Linked DNA regions of Homo sapiens: region 1 is linked to region 2. A link is an interaction called in ENCODE POLR2A ChIA-PET data of the cell type or tissue named here. Cell type or tissue: OCI-LY7. All regions are shown on one strand. Each heading gives the region's core, and the rest is flanking DNA. Links, peaks and the distances in the headings are about the cores only.

What was found. Peaks named below come from ENCODE experiments on the same cell type or tissue, not always from the same donor. Only the 100,000 strongest peaks of a DNase experiment are listed, where the experiment ranks them.
Region 1: POLR2A ChIA-PET joins it to region 2 with 22 read pairs; 2 of 35 experiments call an interaction of 5 or more read pairs at or near these places.

What each region holds. Positions count from the first base shown.
Region 1 is chr5:156,886,744-156,892,122 of GRCh38, reverse strand. No RefSeq gene overlaps it. Among named protein-coding and RNA genes, the nearest start is that of PPP1R2B, 39 kb to the right of the region's middle. In OCI-LY7, for the core only: no CTCF peak of the experiment used is centred there; a DNase peak (open chromatin) is centred at 3,404; H3K27ac peaks cover 2,947 bases.
Region 2 is chr5:156,974,235-156,979,613 of GRCh38, reverse strand. No RefSeq gene overlaps it. Among named protein-coding and RNA genes, the nearest start is that of TIMD4, 14 kb to the right of the region's middle. In OCI-LY7, for the core only: no CTCF peak of the experiment used is centred there; DNase peaks (open chromatin) are centred at 923, 2,133, 4,203, 4,963 and 4 weaker places; H3K4me3 peaks cover 2,410 bases; H3K27ac peaks cover 4,825 bases.

The DNA of each region.
Region 1 (5,379 bases), core at 292-5,291, 88 kb after region 2:
TTCTTGCTTATTTGTGTTCAACACGGCAAGCATTTATCATTAGTGCCACTCAACATTAAGGCTACTCAAATTTATTATGCACGTCAATCATCTGATGTCTGGTTAAAATGCAGATTCTGATCCTTCAGGGCTTGGATAGGACCCATGATTCTGCTTTTCTAACAAGCTCTCAGATGCTGCTATAGCAACTGACATGGCTTACTACTAGTCCCTACTACAGTCAGGGCCCAGGCTCAACTTTTAGCCCTTCTCAGCCACTCCCAGGACTTGCTGCATGCCTTCTGCCTCTCAAGGACCTGCATCTGGTGGACTCACCTGATGCAGGGCCTCACAGATCCCTCGTGAACTCATCATAGGGAGAATGAGGCTGGAGTGGCTATTTATAGCCATATTTCCTCTCTGCACAGAGAGAGTTGCCCAGGTCGGAGTTTGCTAACAATTCCCTATTTGTGTGGAAGTTCCAAAGAGGCTCCCGGTAAGGTAATTTGGCAGCAAGCACCATTGCAAATGATTCTTTTTTTTTTTTTTTTTGGATACTGGATACGGAGTCTTGCTCTGTTGCTCAGGCTGGAGTGCTGTGGCACGATTTGAGCTCACTGCAACCTCTGCCTCCTGGGTTCAAGTGATTCTCCTGTCTCAGCCTTCCAAGTAGCTGGGATTACAGGTGTCTGCCACCATGTCTGGCTACGTTTTAAAAATATTTTTAGTAGAGACGGGTTTTCACCATGTTGGCCAGGCTGGTCTCAAATTCCTGACCTCAAGTGATCTGCCCACCTCGGCCTTTCAAAGTGCTGGGATTACAGGTGTGAGCCACTGCGCCTGGCCAAACATTGCAAATGATTCCTATTGCATTTAATTCTAAACTCTCCCAGACACTGGGGCTCAACAATATTTGTTGAATGGAATTATGGTAAATTCTGAGATTGAGGTTTGTGGGGGCTTCCATTGCTCTGTAAAATCAAATTGAGTACATCAGACATTTCCACTGTGAATGCTTACCTTCCCTCTCCTTGGCCTCCTCCATCCTGCCAGGAAAACCTATTTTGGACCTTACAGAATTCATTCTGAGAATTTCATTATGATTGTGACATTTATAACTCATTATTTAACTGCTGTGGATGGTGGAAATACAATGTTGAACAGTCCCAGTGGAATAAAATCAGAGTTAGTAATCTCTTCGTGTGCAATTGAAAAAAAAAAAAGGTATGGTATCAAAACATTAGCAGAAAACTAGTCTTTTTCAGTTTTCATATATAGAAGTAGTGACTGAAATAATTTTTATTATAAGTTCCTTTACCCCTAACTTATACGTGACTGGGGCAAACCTATGGGCACTGCTTTCTGAAATTGATCTATTTAAAAACAGTGTTTATCCAGAGCTTTTTGATACAAATATGAGCAGTTAGAGTCCCTTTCCTGGCTTAAATGGTAGAATGCAATGTACGCTGTTTTGCCATGTTGTGTCTTCATTTAACAGTGAGTATAGAGATGGTTCTGATTTGGCATACGTCTGCATCGTTTATTAAGTGAATAGTGCTTGGCTGCATGGAGAATCCAGACTTTATTAACTGCTCACTTACTGATGGACATTCAGGATGCTTCCCAGTGTTTTTAACCTGTGGTTTTCAGAAATAGAGTGGGAGAAAGGGAAGGAAGTGTGTGGCTCCTGAAACTAGATGAAATGCAGTCTGTCAAAGCTAGCTGGCTCTCGGCTTTGGGGTCTCTTCTTGAGTTTTTGAGACATTGTTACTGAGAGGAAGAGATTTCTCTCAAATTGAGGGCCATGAAGAGAGGGAGAACTAAGAAGGCTCTTGTTTTGGCAGGGGAATGAACAGTCTGTGTTCAAGTGTGCAGAGATGGGCTGAGAGGGGAGCAGAAAAGTGAACATATTCTGGGGGCCATGGTGAGGCTGCCTCTTGCTTCAGCAGCAGCGTTTATAAGCTGACTATTCCCTCACCTGGGGAGAGAGGCCACAGGTGATTGGATTAACCTAGCTGCTGGCCAGGCACTGTTGCTGAGGAACCTGAGGATAAGGAGGAAGATTTTATTAAATGAATGAAGCTGAGGCTCATGTGAAGCCATTTTTCAGCTTGGCTGACTGAGCAGAGCGGCTCCTCAGAGCCATTTGTTCTTTTTGTTTCTGTTTCTGCAGAAGGTTGCCCAGGTTTGCTTGTGCATATGAATTTGCTCTGTTTCCATACATCATATCTAGTTAAAGGGGTCTGGAGCCTGGCATGAACTTGTGAATTTTACCTGGTTCTCTGAGTATTTCCAACAGCCTGCTAGCCATTTCCACCCTCACACTCACTGGCACTTGGAAGCCAGCATGTTTCAAAGACAGCGTCCAGTTGTCTAGCGTCTCCTTCCAGGCTTTCTCATATCCGACCTCCCACATCCCCACTGTCTTGTCAGCTTCAGGCCCTCATTATCTCCTGTCTGTGGGGCCACAGTTGTCCCCTAGCTGGTCTTTTTGCCTGTGGTCAATTTATCAAGAATGAATGCTTCCAGAGAACTTTCTAAACACTACTCAAACTAAGGCCCTCTCTGTCTCCAAAACCTCTAATGGCCCATCCAGCACAGAGGATACATCACCACTCCTTAGCCGGGCATTGAATGGGCTCTGTGAGCTGTCATCCACCTAACCCCAATCCATCTCATCTGCCCTGTCTTTCCTGGCTTAGCTCTTACTTTTTCCCAGAGTGGCCTCTACTCTATCAAAATGGTCAGAATAGTGGCTCAAATCTGAATCTTCTTCACTTCTTCATTTATTTCACAGCTTTTCATCCTTAATACAAAACTATTTCAAAAACTCCATATCCTTAATAAACCACAATGTCTGGGGATTGCCATTTTCTGGATTAATTTTCTTTTTTTCCATCAACTTTTAAGTTTGGGGGCACAAGTGCAGGATGTGCAGGTTTTTACATAGGTAAATGTGTGCCATGGTGATTAGCTGCACAGATGATCCCATCAAGTAGGTGTTAAGTCCAGCATCTATTAGCTATTCTTCCTGATGCTCTCCCTCACCCCAACCTCCCACCTCTGACAGGCCCCAGTGTGTGTTGTTCACCCTGTGTGTCCATGTGTTCTCATCATTCAGCTCCCACTTATGAGAACATGTGGTGTTTGGTTTTCTGTTTCTGCGTTAGTTTGCTGAGGATAATGGCTTCTAGCTCCATCCATGTCCTTGCAAAGGACATGATCCCATTCCTTTTTATGGCTGGGGACCATTTGTAGAATTTAAGGGGATCATTCCCCTGTCTGATATCTGTATTCAGTCTGGATCAATTACCAGGTGTTTTGCTTGTAAAGGGAGTTTAAGCTATTCTTATTAGGGTAAGCTTTGTTTTAAGATTTATGAGAGTTGGATCTGTGCCGAGGTGGTTTTGTCTCCTGGAAATCCCCAGGCCAGGTTGCTTCATACTGCTAAATAACATGTAGTGTCAGCCCTGACAGAGGTTTGGGTGAGTCCTATGGCTATAATAAATTTTCATTAAAAATTTTTTTTTAATTTAATTTAATTTTTTTTTTTTTTTGAGACAGAGTCTGGCTCTGTTGCCCAGGCTGTAGTGCAGGGGTACAATCTCGGCTCACTGCAACCTCCACCTTCCAGGTTCAAGTGATTCTCCTGCTTCAGCCTCCCAAGTAGCTGGGACTACAGGTATGTGCCACATGCCCAGTGAATTTTTGTATTTTTAGTAGAGAGGGGGTTTCACCATGTTGGCCAGGCTGATCTTGACCTCCTGACCTCAGGTGATCTGCCCACCTCAACTTCCCAAAGGGCTGGGATTACATGCCACTGCATCTGGCTTAATTCTATTTTTTAATTTTTTTTGCTCCGTCACCCATGCTGGAGTGCGGGGGTACCATTGTAGGTCACTGCAACCTTGAACTCCTGGGCTCAAGCAATCCTCCCACCTCAGTCTCCAGAGTAGCCGGGACTACAGGCACACACCATTGCACCCAACTCTTTTTGTTTGTTTTTTTACACTTTTGTAGAGACAGGGTCTCGCTATGTCACCCAGGCTGGTCTTGAACTCTTAGACTCTGGCTGTCCTCCTGCCTTGGCTTCCCAAAGTGCTGAGATTATAGGCGTGTGCCACTGCATCTGACCTTAATCTTACAATACTGATGTTTCTTATAATATAGCTTGATATTTATTTAAACAGTGGTCCTCCTTGTATATTTAAAAAAAAAAAAAAAAAAAAAAGGTTTGGTAGCACAAGGCATGCTTTGCCCTGGGCTGGTTTACATACTAAAAATTGGGGTCAAGGGAATAAAAAAGGATTTTCTTTTGCTTGAGGATTTTGATTATTTGAGGTCAGATGAGTTGACATTTTTCTTTATTAATTAGTCAAAAAACACTGGAGCTCAGCTTATTGAAGTTTATTGAATTAAGCTTTGAAAATCCTTCTGTCCACATTCTGGCAAGCTTTTCAAAATAAGATATACTGCTCCTTTACCATCTGCAGTTTGCTACAAGATAACAACCTTTTCTCTGATTATTTTCTTATTACTACCTCTTGGAAGATGGAGGTGAGGCTTTGGGAGGAAAAGAATGAAATAGTGGCATGAGCTGAGAGATGATGCTATGTTCAAGTGAACTATACACACACACACACACACACACACACACACCAATAGAGTATTTACACATACTTCATTGTGAAAGACATTCATCCTCAGAGAGGAAATAATTGAGTTGAAGATCAGTCTTATTGATTTTTTTTTGGTCTGATGCAGTTATTTGATTTGCTTCCAAGTTTTCTTGTTGTTGTTGGTTTTTGATTGTTATTGTTGTTGTTTTTAACCGCTAGAAAGTTGTACTTTGCCCGTGTGCTTCAGAGGAGAGAACTGAAGGTGGATTGGGAACATAGGGTAGGGTGCTACGCATTTTTCTATTGCATAACTCTACCAACAATAATGCCAGATTTATAAGTCAATCATTGCTAGGCACTTCTCTTTGGGTTTTACATTTTCCTATTGGGATAACTGATATTTATATGCAAAGTAATTTAAAATAGTTATGACTAGCTTTAAGGCATGCCCGATAATTGCATCTTTTAGGGTCTTTATTTTCCCCTCTCTCATGAAAGATTTTTTTTTTTTTTTTTACTCTCCTTGCTAACAGTACATTTCTGTGTGCCTTTTCCTTGTTGGCAACAAATATTTGGTGAAGAATAAATTTGGATAAACACTTTGGGTAGCGCTCAGCTTTACAAAAGGAGGGGAGATGAAGAGGGCATTCTGCTTAGCTGCCAGCATTTTTATAGGACTCAGACAAGTTTCTCTGGTTCCCCTGGAAGATTATTCTCAAAAATAGAAAAGGGGCTTTTGGAACTTGAAACCCACAACTGACCCTCTTTTGGTGTGTGGCGG
Region 2 (5,379 bases), core at 94-5,093:
TGACTAATTGGGAAAGCAAAACCTAGAAGTTAATAGAAAAACTATAGACAAATATTATGGTAATCTTGCAGTGGGAAAGGATTTTTTTTTCTTTCTTCTTTTTTAAAATAGACACAAGGTCTTCTCTGTTGCCCACGCTGGAGTACAGTGGCATGATCATGGCTCACTGCAGCCTTGACCTCCTGGGCTCAAGCAATCCTCCCACCTCAGTGTCCTGATTGGCTGGAAATACAGGTACTTGCCACCACACCTAGGTAATATTTTAAAAAAATTTTGTAGAGAGAAGGTCTCGCTATGTTGCCCAGGCTGGTCTTGAACTTTTGGGCTCAAGTGAGCCTCCCAACTTGACCTCCCAAAGTGCTGAGATCATGGGTGAGCCACTGCACCCAGCCAAGATTTCTTAAACAAGATCTCCGAAGCAGGAGCCATAGGATAAAGATGGATGATTTCTAATATTAATATATCAATATTAAGGATTTCTGTTCAGTGTTCAATGGACAAATTTGGCAGAGGGATGATGGAGTAGAAGAAATTACTTTTAATGTTTAGAAAAGACGTTATACAGATACCCAGGCAGAAAGAGAGAGAAAGAGAAAGGAAAAGAAAAACAGAAAAGTAGGAGGAAGAAGAGGAGGAGAGGAAGAAAAATAGAAATATGGGCAAAAATGTGAGAAGTCAGTTTGCTGAAGGGGAAACATAAACAGTTAACAAATATGTGAACAAATCATTAAACCCTCAAAATCATCAAAAAAATCAAAAGAGAACAACAACAAAGTAACACATTATATCCAAGAGCTTGGCAAAAATTATAAAGAGATGTACTAGTGCTAGCCAGTACCCAGGTTAACAGAATTCTCATGTGCGGGGGGTTGGAGTAAAGCTGGCCAGTTTGCTCTGGAGAGAAATTTGATGGTACTTAGTGAAATTAAGTGTGTGGCTAGCCTATGATGTAACAGTTCCCTTTCTGGGTGCCTACTCTGATAAACTCTTTCTCAGGTCCATGTAGGGACATGTATGAGGTTATTCAATGAAACACTTTTTGTGTTAGTAGGTAACTTAGACATTCCTCATTAAGAGAATGGATGAATATAGGTAGGGCGCGGTGGCTCACGCCTGTAATCCCAGCACTTTGGGAAGCCAAGGTGGGCAGATTGCTTGAGGTCAGGAGTTTGAGACCAGCCTGGCCATCGTGGTGAAGCCCCGTCTCCACTAAAAATACAAAAATTAGCCGGGCATGGTGGCGTGTGCCTGTAATCCCAGCTACTTGGGAGACTGAGGCAGGAGAATGACTTGAACCCGGGAGGTGGAGGTTGCAATGAGCCGACATTGCACCACTGCACTCCAGCCTCGGGGACAGAGCAAGACTCAGTCTCAAAAAAAAAGAGAATGGATGAATAAAATAGGGGATATGTCCACAGTGGTATTATATATTATGCAGCAATTAGGAGCTATAAGCTAAATATACATATGTTGACACAGTTAGATTTTAAGATCATAGAGTTGGGTGGAAAAGGAAGCAGAAGGAGATCCACAGCAAAATGTTTAGTAATTTGAAAACATAATATACAAAGCAATACTGTGCATCTTTCAAGGTTACTTATATATCCAGTGACATTGATTTAATACATTAGCAAAAATTTGCATTATGTATTGAGATATCAGGAAAAATCTGAGGAGGCTTACCAGACCCATGATGACACTGTGCCTTAAAATGTATGATGAGGCCGGGCGCAGTGGCTCACGCCTGTAATCCCAGCACTTTGGGAGGCCGAGGCGGGTGGATCATGAGGTCAGGAGATCGAGACCATCCTGGCTAACAAGGTGAAACCCCGTCTCTACTAAAAATACAAAAAATTAGCCGGGCGCGGTGGCGGGCGCCTGTAGTCCCAGCTACTCGGGAGGCTGAGGCAGGAGAATGGCGTGAACCCGGGAAGCGGAGCTTGCAGTGAGCCGAGATTGCGCCACTGCAGTCCGCAGTCCGACCTGGGCGACAGAGCGAGACTCCGTCTCAAAAAAAAAAAAAAAAAAAAAAAAAATGTATGATGAACTTAGTTCTACACCTGTGAAGAAAATACATGCATTCACTCATGCAAGGAAAATCTATTCATCTGACTATTACTTAGTGAGCACCTGCTGGAATGAAAAAAACATACCACCCAAATCCTACCACATAAAAATAACCATATTTGACATTTTGTACACCTGTGCTCTTTTCTCCACCTCTGTCTCCCATTTTGAATCCTGATTAAAATAATTTTACTTTTCTTCTGAAACGCACCTGTTGACAGTTTCTTATCTTATTTTTTATTTATTTTTATTTTTTTACAGGCACCACCACGCCTGGCTAATTTTTGTATTTTTAGTAGAGATGGGGTTTCACCACGTTGTTCAGGCTGGTCTTGAACTCCTGACCTCGTGATCTGCCAGCCTCGGCCTCCCAAAGTGCTGGGATTACAGGAGTGAGCCACCGTGCCTGGCCAACAATGGTCATTTCTTCCACCCTTCCCTTAAAGCTATTTTCTCAAAGGTCATCAATGGTTTCTTAATTTTTAATCACGTGGTCTTTTCTCTGTTGAGATCAATAAGTATTTATTGGGTATATACTTTGATATATGATGGCAGGGTCTATGTTAAGTGCTGGGGCTATGAGATGATTTCACTACAGTTCCTGTGTTCCAGGAGATCACACTGTGGTTAGAAAATAGATATGAAGGCTGGGCATGGTGGTTCACGCCTGTAATTCCAGCACTTTGGGAGGCTGAGGCAGGTGGATCACAAGGTCAGGAACTCTAGACCAGCCTGGCCAACACAGCAAAACCCCATCTCTACCAAAAATGCAAAAATTAGCTGAGCATTGTAGTGCACACCTGTAATCCCAGCTACTTGGGGAGGGTGAGGCAGAAGAATTGCTTGAACCTGGGAGGTGGAGGTTGCAGTGAGCCAAGATTGCACCACTGCACTCCAGCCTGGGCAACAGAGCAAGACTACATCTCAAAAAAAAAAAAAAAAAAAAAAAAAGATATGAAAATGGATAATCTTAATATAATGTTCTAATTACAGAGACAAGGTGTGCCCAGGTTGCTGAAGTTCCCACTGGAGCTCAAGTGGGAACTTGCACTGAAGAAGATGTGTTGGAGAAGATTCAGTCTGAGTTTGAAGGGTGAACCAATTAAATAAGATTAGGGAATTTTAGGCAAGTGGTTCTCAGACCTAGCTATACATTTAAGTTAAAAAAAAAAATGCTAATGCCTAGGCCCCCGCCCAGACCAATGAAGTCATGTCTAGGGGTGGAATCTGCATCCCTCTTGTGATTTTAAGATGTAACCAGATCTGAGAACCACAGCTCTGGACTGAGAGAGAAACAGGAGCCAGGCACAAGGGTGCAGAATGGTTGGAGATGTAGCTAATGTCAGAACCTTTTAATTTTTTTTTAATAATGAGATGGGTCTCGCTATGGTGCCTAGGCTGGCCTCAAACTCCTAAGCTCAAGCAATCTGCCTGCCTTGATCTCTCAAAGTTCTGGGATTACAGGCGTGGGCCACCACAGCTGGCCTGGTGTCAAAGTCGTTGATCCCAGACTGTCTCACTCCAAAGAATGTTCTTAACCACTTCTCATTACTGGTTCCACATGACTGAGGTATTAGTCAGAATATGTAAGATTATGCTGTGGTTAAACAAACAATAATTTAGTGGTTTAGAATAACAAAGTTTGGGCCGGGCGTGGTGGCTCACACCTGTAATCCCAGCACTTTGGGAGGCCGAGGTGGCAGATCACGAGGTCAAGAGATCCAGACCATCCTGGCCAACATGATGAAACCCCATCTCTACTAAAAATACAAAAATTAGCTGGGCGTGGTGGGGTGTGCCTGTAGTCCCAGCTGCAGGCTGAGGCAAGAGAATCACTTGAACCCGGGAGGCAGAGGTTGCAATGAGCTGAAATTGTGCCACTGCACTTCAGCCTGGCAACAGAGTGAGACTCCATCTCAGGGAAAAAAAAAAAAAAATGAATAACAAAGTTTGCTTTTTATTTTTACATGTTTCCATTGAGGATCATGGGGGTGGAGGGTGGGGCTCTACTTAACATCATCCTTAATCAGAGACCCAGGTTTGGAGTCTTTCACTATTTGAAGCCAGACAAAGGAAACATAGTGAATTGTACACCAATTCTTTTAGGCTTCCACCTGCAAGTGGTCCATGACACTTTTAGTTACATGCACTTGCCAAATTCAGTCATGTGTCCATAATGAGCATCATGGTGATGGGGGCATATTACACTATTATGTACCTAGAAGAAAACTAGAATATTTGTAAAAATAATTAAGGCTATATGAAATAAAATTAAACTCAATTGCCAATGGCAGCCATTTATATGCATCTGAGGTCCCACACTATGGCACCTGGAAGAAGTAATTTCACTATATTTGCACCAACCAGGATATTTCCAGGGGAGTTTAATGCTGTACTTTTTGATTCTTACATCCAGTTCTTCCGCTTTCAATTCTTGCCTTCCTTCCTTCCTTCCTCCCTCCCTCTTTCCCTCTCTCTCTTCCCCCTCCCGCTCTCTCTTTCTCTCTTTTCTTTCTTTCTCTTTCTTCCTTCCTTCCCTCCCTCCCTCCCTCCCTCCCTCCCTCCCTCCCTCCCTCCTTTCTTTCTTTCTTTCTTTCTTTCTTTCTTTCTTTCTTTCTTTCTTTCTTTCTTTCCTTCTTTCTTTCTCTCTTTCTTTCTTTCTTCCCTCCCTCCCTCCCTCCCCCCACTCTTTCTTCCTTTCTTTCTTTCCTTCCTCTCTCTCTCTCTTTTTTTCTCTTTTCTTCTCACTCTCTGTTTCTTTTTTCGAATGGGTCTTGCTCTGTCACCCAGGCTGGATAGCAGTGGTGCAATCATAGATCACTGAAGCATCAACCTCCCAGGCTCAGGCGATCCTCCCACCTCAGCCTCCATAAGTTGCTGAGATTATAGGCATGAGCCACCATGCGTGATCCACTTTCAATTTCTTAACAAACATCTGGCCTTGCCGGCAGAATAAAAGTTGGGTTTCCAATATTTCAGTACTTTCTGTATTTCTTCAGATGGAAACTCTTTCCTCTTCCGAGACTAAAACTAATGTAACAATGACTTTTTGACGCAACTGCAACATGTATCCACCCAAGCTCCATTTCTCCTTTTCTATTTGTGGATCCTCCCTTTGTCAGGTTGATTTATGAGGCCAATTGACTCATGCCAGCTTCTTCCCATCTTTTTTCCTTTGCTTATAAGTTGAAACTTTTTCCTACGTCTTATGACTTTAAAGAACTTGCCCATAAGTAATCTCACTTAATTCTCAAATAGACTCTACACTGAAGGCATTATTCAATCCTTTTTTACAAATAAAGAAAATAAATT